3 separate regions of the Homo sapiens genome follow, and regions 1 and 3 are each linked to region 2. A link is a contact called in ENCODE Hi-C or POLR2A ChIA-PET data. All regions are on one chromosome and are shown on one strand. Each heading gives the region's core, a stretch centred on a gene start or an enhancer-like site at or near the end of the contact. The rest is flanking DNA. Distances are from core to core; before and after follow the strand shown.

Region 1 (2,700 bases), core at 1-2,500, 800 kb after region 2:
CCATCTGGTTTCCAAGGCCCAGCTCCTTTTGCCTCCGAGAGAGTCAGTTCTACGACCCCACCCCTTTACACGCCCCCTCCGCAACTCGATAGTGCGCATGCGCACCGACTAGAGGCGCCCCCACCCCCCATCTTAGGCCCACCTCTATCCCAAAAGAACCATTCTTCAATGCCCTCCGCGCGCATGCGCCTTGGTAAACCGGACAGTTTCTAACCAGCTCAATCCCACATCTGCCCCCTGCTCTCAGAGCAACAGAACATCTTGGCGCCACCCCGACCCACTCTTTCTAACTGCATCACATCTCGATCCAACCCTTCCCCCAACACTAGCCCCCTCCCTCCGCTCTGCAGTACCACTCCGCACCGCCCCTACCCCAACACCGCCCATCTCTCCTCTGCGGTACTGCCACGCACCGCCCCTTCCCAATACACCCCCCTCCCTCCGCTCTGCAGCATTTCTCTTCATCTTCCCTTCCTTTAATAAGCCCCCTCCCTCCGCTCTGCGGTACGTCTCTGCACCACCCCTTCCCCAACCAACACCACTCCCCCCTCTTTCCACGTCTGCAAGTGTGCAGCTCCGCCCTTTCTGCAACATGAATACCTCACCCCCAAATCCAACTGTATGAACCTTCTGTGTATTCCTGTTCTCAAACCCTACCAGGTCCTGTCTCTTCCCTTTCAAACCGGAACCAACCGGGTCATATCCCCTCCTTTCTCCTGTCTGAGTCTGGTCCTTTCCGTTGCTCAAAAGGGATGCTGCCCACTCTTATCTCTGGGTCCCGATCCCTCCATTCTGTGGCCCAAACGGGGTACTGCCCCCTTTCTCCAGCCTAAACGGAGTCCTGCCGTCTCCTATCTCCCTCCCGAACTGTGTGTATCCTCCTCCCCTCTTGCTACCGTCTGAAGGATTTCTCGATCCTTCCTTTCTGCGGTCCCAACTAGGTCTGCATCCCTCCCTTTCACGGCCCGAACCGAGTCCAGATCGTTACTTTCTGTGGCCCAAAGGGGATTCTGCCTCCTACTTCCTCCCGTGCGAACTGGGTCCAGGCACCGCTAAAGGCGACTTTGATGCGGTTAGGTCCCAAACCTCCAGCAGGTTTTCTTCAAACCTTAGGGGCGTGTGGAGTCAGGCACGTCGAAGCCGCAGCCAGGAAGCCCCCACAGGGTCTTCACTAAAGCCAGGTACCTCAGCTCACCTCGTCTTCTTGAATCCAGAAGGCGTCTGCTCTCTCCAAGCCTCTCCTTGTGTCTGAGCCTATCCCCCTCCCTGGCCGGAAGTGGTCCTGCCTCTTTCCGCCTCCAGAGGGGGGTCTCCGTTCCTGCCTGTCAGTCTCCTCCCCTCCATACCTACTTTCAACTTTCCATTCTCCTCAATGTAGCTCCCTTTTTCTTCTTACTACCCCTATTCAGTTATCACTCCCTCTTATTCTCCATTTGACTTCTCTATTCCCCACTCTGTATCTCCGTTCCTATTTGATTCTCCTGTTTCCCCTAGGAGGAATGTAGTTCTCTGAACTCCCACACCAACCCTTCCTACAGACCCTCTATCCCAACACTATTTACATAGTGTTGTTATACCTTGTGTCTATGTCTCTCTTCCCTAGAGCTGCTCTGGAGCAGGGGACTAGGTCATATTCATTTCTGTTTTTCAAGTGTTACCACATTAAAACATTTAGAGGTTCTAAACACTAAAAGATAGGGTGCCCGTCCATCTTATGCAATTCAGAATAAAAACAGTAATGTATAAAAATCTATGAAAAGTTTTTATTGATCCCACAATGACTATATTGATGTTTTAACAATATCAGTTTGTACTTAGACTGTCTCTTGTGACATGGTGCACTGTGCCCCCATGCAGAAAACAATTCATGACATTTATCTATTCCATCAATCATTCAAAAGAGAGCAAGGATAACTACACATATGTCAAATAAAATAGACTTAAAGTCAAAAACCATAAAAGATCTTAAAGGTCATTATATAATGATAATGAGATAAATTCATCGTGAATATCGAATAATTATAAACATATTTAATATATGCACCCAACATAGAAGCACCTAAATATATAAAACAAATATTAATAGATCTGAAGGGAGAAGTAGACTGCAATACAATAATGGTAGGAGACTTCAAGACCCCATCTTCAACAATTCACAGATCATCCAGACAGAAAATCGATAGGGAAACATTGAACTTGAAATACACTTTAGACAAAAAGGACCTACGGAATATTTTATCCAATAGAATATATAATATTCTCAAGCACACATAGAAAATTCTCCAGGATAGATCATAAGTTAGGCCAAAAACAAGTCTTTTTTATTTTATTTTATTATTATTCTACTTTAAGTTTTAGGGTACATGTGCACAATGTGCAGGTTAGTTACATATGTATACATGTGCCATGCTGGGGTGCTGCACCCATTAACTCGTCATTTAGCATTAGGTATATCTCCTAATGCTATCCCTCCCCCCTCCCCCCACCCCACAACAGTCCCCAGAGTGTGATGTTCCCCTTCCTGTGTCCATGTGTTCTCATTGTTCAATTCCCACCTATGAGTGAGAATATGCGGTGTTTGGTTTTTTGTCCTTGCAGTAGTTTACTGAGAATGATGATTTCCAATTTCATCCATGACCCTACAAAGGACATGAACTCATCATTTTTATGGCTGCATAGTATTCCATGGTGTATATGTGC
Region 2 (2,898 bases), core at 186-2,685:
GGGACCTCAGATGAATAGAGGTCCCATTTTCCTAAATTATAAAACTGTGTGTATACTCTCTATCTCCTAATTAGAAGTTCAAGAGAGAACTCCTAGGAAGATTTATTTAGGAATACAAATGAGCCATTAAAATTCAAGATTCAATTTTTCATCATCTTAATCAAAGCAACACAGCTGCTTTAATCAAACAATATCTTCTATTTCTAAAAAAACAGAATATATTGATATCCTCTACTTGAGGACTGAGTATTGAATATCTTCTATGTATAAAAAACATTCAGCCTCCTAATTTTAAAATCTGGAAGTATCTTTTTAGTCCTTCAGCTGTCCTTCCAAGCCCTATTTCACTCATCACAGACACAAAGTAGATGTAAGTCTCAAATTCAGGTACAAATTGGCACAGAAAACACCCTCAAGCTCTGACCTGGAAATGCAAATCTTCTTTCTAGTCTTTCCATCCCCAACCTGGTGACAGCAAATCTCCTTTACTGATAATTCAAAGCAACTCATAACTGCTTTAATTAGAACACTCCCCCAGCACCACCACCAGGAATATCAGCCCCTTCCCAAGGGTTGTTTCTGATCAGTTAGCACCAATTCGCTTTCCAGTTTATCCTGTCGTCCAAAGCATAATCCCAATCAACATTACTGGTAAATCAAAGCAATTTATCATGGTGCGGGGTGGGGAGAAGTGTTCTAATTCACAATACTCTCTTCAATTTGAACACCCCCACTTCCAGGTTTCACAAATACCCTTCACCCACCCAAGCGATCCTTCCGGTTCCCCTAGTGGTGGATCCATTCTCGGCCCCAGATTTTCTTTCTCCGTCGTTTTCTCAGAGTCAGATTCTTCCATTGCGCAACAAGTCCTTTCCAGTCCCTTCTAAATCTTCAGTACTCTTCAGGGTTTGTTGTTGTTGTTTGTTTGTTTTCTTTTTCACCCCTCAACTGCCTATTCTCATCGCCTATGGCCCTCAGGCCTGCTCTATTCTTGCCTCCGCCTTTGTCCACTGGGGGGCCGCTTTCCCCACGGTTACCTTTATCTCTCGAACCTGGCCTCAAGGCACGGCCGAGCTGGCTAGCTTTAAGGCCAAGTGATTCCGTGGTACAAAGTAAGAGTTGGAGAATGACAGGAAAAGAGAGGTGGGTTAGGGGTTCGTCCCGAGTTTGGGCCTCAGGCCCCCAAGGTCTGGAAACCCAAAGGTAACTTCACCCGCAAAGAGGTGAGGACCGCGAAGGCGGAGGTGGCAGAAAGAGCTGACCCATGCCGTAGGCACTAAGCGGAGAACGCCTCAGCTGGCTCGTGGCTTCCGAGCCCGGCCGCTCGGAGAGTCAGCCGGCGGGGGCAGTAGTTACGACCTAACCACCCGCCCTTCAGGAACCCAGGTATCTCACCGCAGCCACCCAACTGCAGGCCAGGATCACGTGGGCATCTGCCTTACCCCGGAGTCTGTCACGTGACTGCCGCTACCAAAGGGACGGGTGGGCTGGGAAGAATACCATAGAGACAGCTCCAGGAAAGCCAGAGTGCCGTCTGTCATCATCACGTGGCCTTGGCTCAGGCTCCGCCCCTCGGGCGGGGTAGGGCGCTGGGAGCCTTCAGCCTCTCTAATGTGGGTGGGCCTGGCCCCACCCATCCGCTATGGAGAATTAAAGGAGCCGGTTGCAATTTCAGTGCCTCTGAGCTTCTCTTTTTTACTGCTGGTTACCGGTAATGGTTTTTGACTGGGAAGACCGAGCATTGTCTTTGCCTTCCTGCTTTTTATTGTTAATTCTTGCAATCGAGTTTGTAATTAAATGATTAATACATCCAAAGCGCTTAGAACTGTGTCTTCCACATAGCAAATACTGTATAAATTATCGTTATTGCTGAAACCAGGGATTCATCAGGAATTTTAACACACACATTCATCTTCCCACTTGTTTAAAACAGGAAGTGAAGGAAGTACCATAGTAAGAAGTCAATAAATAAAGTCTAGGGCTGGGAGTGGTGGGTCATGCCTTTAATCCCAGCACTTTGGGAGGCTGGGGAGGGAGGATCACTTGAGGCCAGGAGTTCAAGACCAACCTGGCCAACATAGCGAGACCCCATCTGTAAATAAGTGAAGTCTAGAATTGAGAACAGAAAGACTACTGGTAGGGATATGCACACCAGGAAAAATGCCCAGAGGGGTTCAAAGATGTTCCTTCTGGAGAATGGGGTAGGGGATAGGACGTGATATGTCAGGGGACTATTATTTTTTATCTGAAGCCCTTCTGTGCTATATATATTTCTATAATGTATAAATGATATATAATAATAAGATTAATATGACATTTAATTATATTTAATATAATCAACTAATACTTAAATAATATGTTATAAATATGTTATTTTAAATAAATGTGTAGTTTAATTATATTATTTATAATTAATATATGATATACTACATGTATTATTTACACGTAAGTGTGTACATATATTACTTTGATAAGAAAAAAAGGGAAGGAAGGAAGAGAAACTGCAGGAAACAGAGTACTATTATTGAAACTGCCTTTGCAAAAACTGTAACTGAGGAAATTATGACAGTGAAAGAGATCAGACCTCACCGACTCCATCTTACATCTAACCTTTAAGGTGTCCTTGTTCATTCCTGGGCGTAGGCCGAACTAACCTTGGGAAGGAATTTAGTTTATAGTTTAACTCTGATACAAAATTGATAATAGCCCTTTCTCCCTCCCGCTGCCCCCCACTAAAAAAAAACAAAAAAACAAAAAAACCTTCTTACCTGGGAACCAGTCGGCCTTTGCAGGACTAACAAATTAGCCACAAGATTACAAGATTAGAAATTACAATTCAGGGGCCATGCAGCCTCCAGCTGCAAGAGTCTGAACCTCCCCAAATTGCTCCCAGGAATA
Region 3 (2,957 bases), core at 1-2,500, 910 kb after region 2:
GCCCCGCCCGCTTTCCCAGCACGAGCCCTTTCTTTGATGTCCACCGTGCACATGCGCATTCAGCAGCTGGCTCTTCTCAGTGCTGGCCCTTCTCAACACGCCCCTTTCTAGCGAAACATAGTGCGCATGCGCAATGGTCGTGGTCTCAGTCTGGCACTCTGCCCCAACACACGCCCCTCTCCAGGTCCGCAGTACCATTCGGTCCCGCCCCCTGCCCAACAAGCCTTCCTCCAAAATTGTCGCAGTGTCTGGTGGACCCGGCCCCTCCCCTACTCACGCCCTACAGAGTCCAGTGTCTCTTGGCCCCGCCCTTCTTCCTAACACGCCCCCCTCCAAACAGGCGCATCTTGGTTCCGCCCCTTCCCTATTACACCCCCTCCTCAAATAAATACTGAGCTAGTGATTCCATCTTGGGCCCGGCCAAACCGGGTCCAGTCCCCTCCCTTCCCAGCCGGATGGATCCGGTACGATCCGGTCCTTAAGGCAGGTTTTCTCCAGATCCCAGAGGGTGGGGCCGACCCCTAGCGGGGCTCTCATCCAAAAGCCGACCCGGCTGCTCACCTCGTCCTCCTACAATTCCCGAGTGCGTCCACTCACTCCAAGCCCCTCCGAAACTCGGAGACTGCCCTCCCCTCTCTAGGCCGGAAGTGGTCCCGCCCCTTTCCGCCTCCCTAGGGGGCCTCCGTCCCAGCCTGTCTGCCCCTCCCCCGCTCCCTGCTCCTCATTCCTTATGCCCCCCTCCGTATTCCCTTAGCCTGGCTCCCTACTCCCTATTCCTACCTCACATTTCCTATTTACTCCAGAATTCCTTCTTCCCATTTCTTACATCCTCCTCCGTGTTACGTTTGCACACCCTGCCCCTCAGTATTCCTTAATCCCTCTCTGCATCCCCGATTCTCTTCTCTGGATCTTCACTCCCCCTCAGTGTTCCCCTCCCTCCTTGTATTCCTCGTCCCCCTCCCAACATTCCTGGTTCCCCGTTTTTCTCCCCTCCTCCCTCCGCTAGTCTCTGCTCCCAGTCTGTACAGCCTACTACTTTCTCAGTCGTCCTCATTGCCTACACCCCACTCCAGGTCACCTCTGCTTCAGCTGCAGTGGTGCAGTAAGAATTGCTCATCTGCCTGGCTATGGGTTCGAGGGGTCTGGAACCACTGTCTGACCTCCATAAAACCCCAATATCAACGCCCCTCACCTTGTCCTCCAGCGAGTTCGGGATGCGTCTGCCTTCTCTAAGTCCCTCTCGAAGTCTCAGCCTCCTGGACTAGAGCTGCAGACAGCCCAACCCAGCCCAGCCCCTTTCCGCAGCCCCCTGCCACCCCCCCTCGCCTTCCTCGGGGGTGGGGCAATGGGGCCCCGCTCAGGGCTGTCTGACGCCAAAGCCCATGTTTATGCCACTGTACCAGGCTCAGTCTGAAGCTCTTCCAACTCAAACCGCCCCCTGAAAGCAAGTCATTCATTGAATTTATTTTTATATCTTCATTTTTTCTTATTACAAAGGTAATATGTTGTTCTTTTGTTGTTGTTGTAAAAATTCAAACAATGCAGTAATATATAACACACCAATGAAAGGCCACTCATCTCCCAGAAATAACCACTATTAACATTTTGCTATCCAGATTTTTTTTCTATTCGTATACTAATTATTCAGGTTCTCTCTCCGACAAATGGTACACTATACATACCTTCTGTTCTGCGACCTGTTTTTTTCCAGTTATATATAAAACATCTTTCCGTTAGTGCACATTTTTCTAAACAGCTGCATGATCTTTTCTTGCATAGATGTCCCATAATTTATTGAACCAGTCCAGTACACATGTACATTTAGATTGCTTGGTGCACTTTTTGTTATTTATGGTATTTTTTGCTAGCTCAAATGCTACAAAAAAGTCTTCCATTTTGATGCAAAATTTGTCAACTTACTCCTAAAAAGTAAATGGATAACATTCCCGCCAGCAATGTCTCTCCTGTACATGTCACATATTACAAATATTTTTCATGTTATTTATGATAATTTTTGCCAAACAAAAATGTTTAATTATTATGTAGTCAAATATATCCATTTTTCCTTCATCACAACTGGATTCTGCTGCTTGCTTAAAGATGCTTTTCACACTCCTATAACAAACCCCGTTTTTTTTTTCAAGCACTTTTGTGGCTTTATTATTTACATTTAGATGTTTGATCATTTCAAAATTTATTTTCTATACGGATTCAGCTTGATTACTCTTCAAAATCATAGTCTCTTACCTCTACATCATGTGCAAACTAATCCATCTTTTCCCTCTCTGCTTTGAAATGGCACCTCTATCACATAATAAATTCACATAACCAATTGGATCTGTTCAAGAGAACAAAATAAGATGTAAAATAATAGGAAATAGACAAATCATCATTAATTACTGAATATATAAATGCAGACCTGGAAAACCCAAGAGCATCAACTAAAAAGTTATTAGAAACCATAATAAAATTCAGCACAACTGTTAGTTGCAGAAATAATATTCAGTGCCTTTCCACATATAAATGTAATTCAAATGGACACAAGTCTTCTGCTTTATGTGGTCACCTTTTACTATGTAAATAACATATAATGAATCCCTGTGTTCCATGGATAATTCAAGATAGACAAACACACAAATTTCTTGCATATTCAAGGCAGGCTTCTGTTTTCCTGTCTTTTCTCTTTCTCTGAATTATTGCTTTCTCCAAGTGTGTGATATCAGTTCACCATGTTCTTGCCTCCTAGATTTTCTCCCTTATCCACACTAGACATAGCCCCTCCTTTTCTTCTACTTCTGGCATCTCAAATTCCCCACCCCTTCCAAATCATGGCAAGTTGGCAAGTTTAGAATGCCAAGATGAGGACTTTGGTGTTGATCCTGAGAGCACCCAGGAGTTACTAAAGAATTCTAGGCAAGGATACAGCATAGGTTTGTGTTTTAGAAAGAACACCTAGC

The links. A loop is a pair of places that touch in the nucleus more often than their neighbours do. ChIA-PET counts read pairs that join two places held with the same protein, here RNA polymerase II (POLR2A). Pooled maps may share reads with other maps.
Region 1: a loop to region 2 is called in a map of CD4-positive, alpha-beta T cell, with 7 times the contacts of the local background. The contact joins the promoter of TRO here to the promoter of RRAGB in region 2. A Hi-C loop is called at or near these places in 1 of 168 maps with a recorded cell type or tissue (CD4-positive, alpha-beta T cell), 1 of 37 single-sample maps with no recorded cell type and 6 of 50 pooled maps.
Region 3: a map of B cell shows a loop between it and region 2 (11-fold over the local background). The contact joins the promoter of MAGED2 here to the promoter of RRAGB in region 2. A Hi-C loop is called at or near these places in 8 of 168 maps with a recorded cell type or tissue (B cell, CD14-positive monocyte, CD4-positive, alpha-beta T cell and 4 more), 3 of 37 single-sample maps with no recorded cell type and 23 of 50 pooled maps. POLR2A ChIA-PET finds 5 or more read pairs at or near these places in 1 of 52 experiments (activated CD8-positive, alpha-beta T cell).

The regions. Positions count from the first base shown.
Region 1 is chrX:54,919,374-54,922,073 of GRCh38, reverse strand. It overlaps TRO (trophinin), which reads right to left and starts at 1,250. Exons shown (of 13, transcript NM_001039705.3): 1 at 1,196-1,250.
Region 2 is chrX:55,716,286-55,719,183 of GRCh38, reverse strand. RRAGB (Ras related GTP binding B) reads right to left here and starts at 1,435. Exons shown (of 10, transcript NM_006064.5): 1 at 765-1,435. The coding sequence starts at 856. RefSeq lists enhancers at 817-946, 1,107-1,306.
Region 3 is chrX:54,806,038-54,808,994 of GRCh38, reverse strand. MAGED2 (MAGE family member D2) reads right to left here and starts at 1,250. Exons shown (of 13, transcript NM_177433.3): 1 at 1,193-1,250.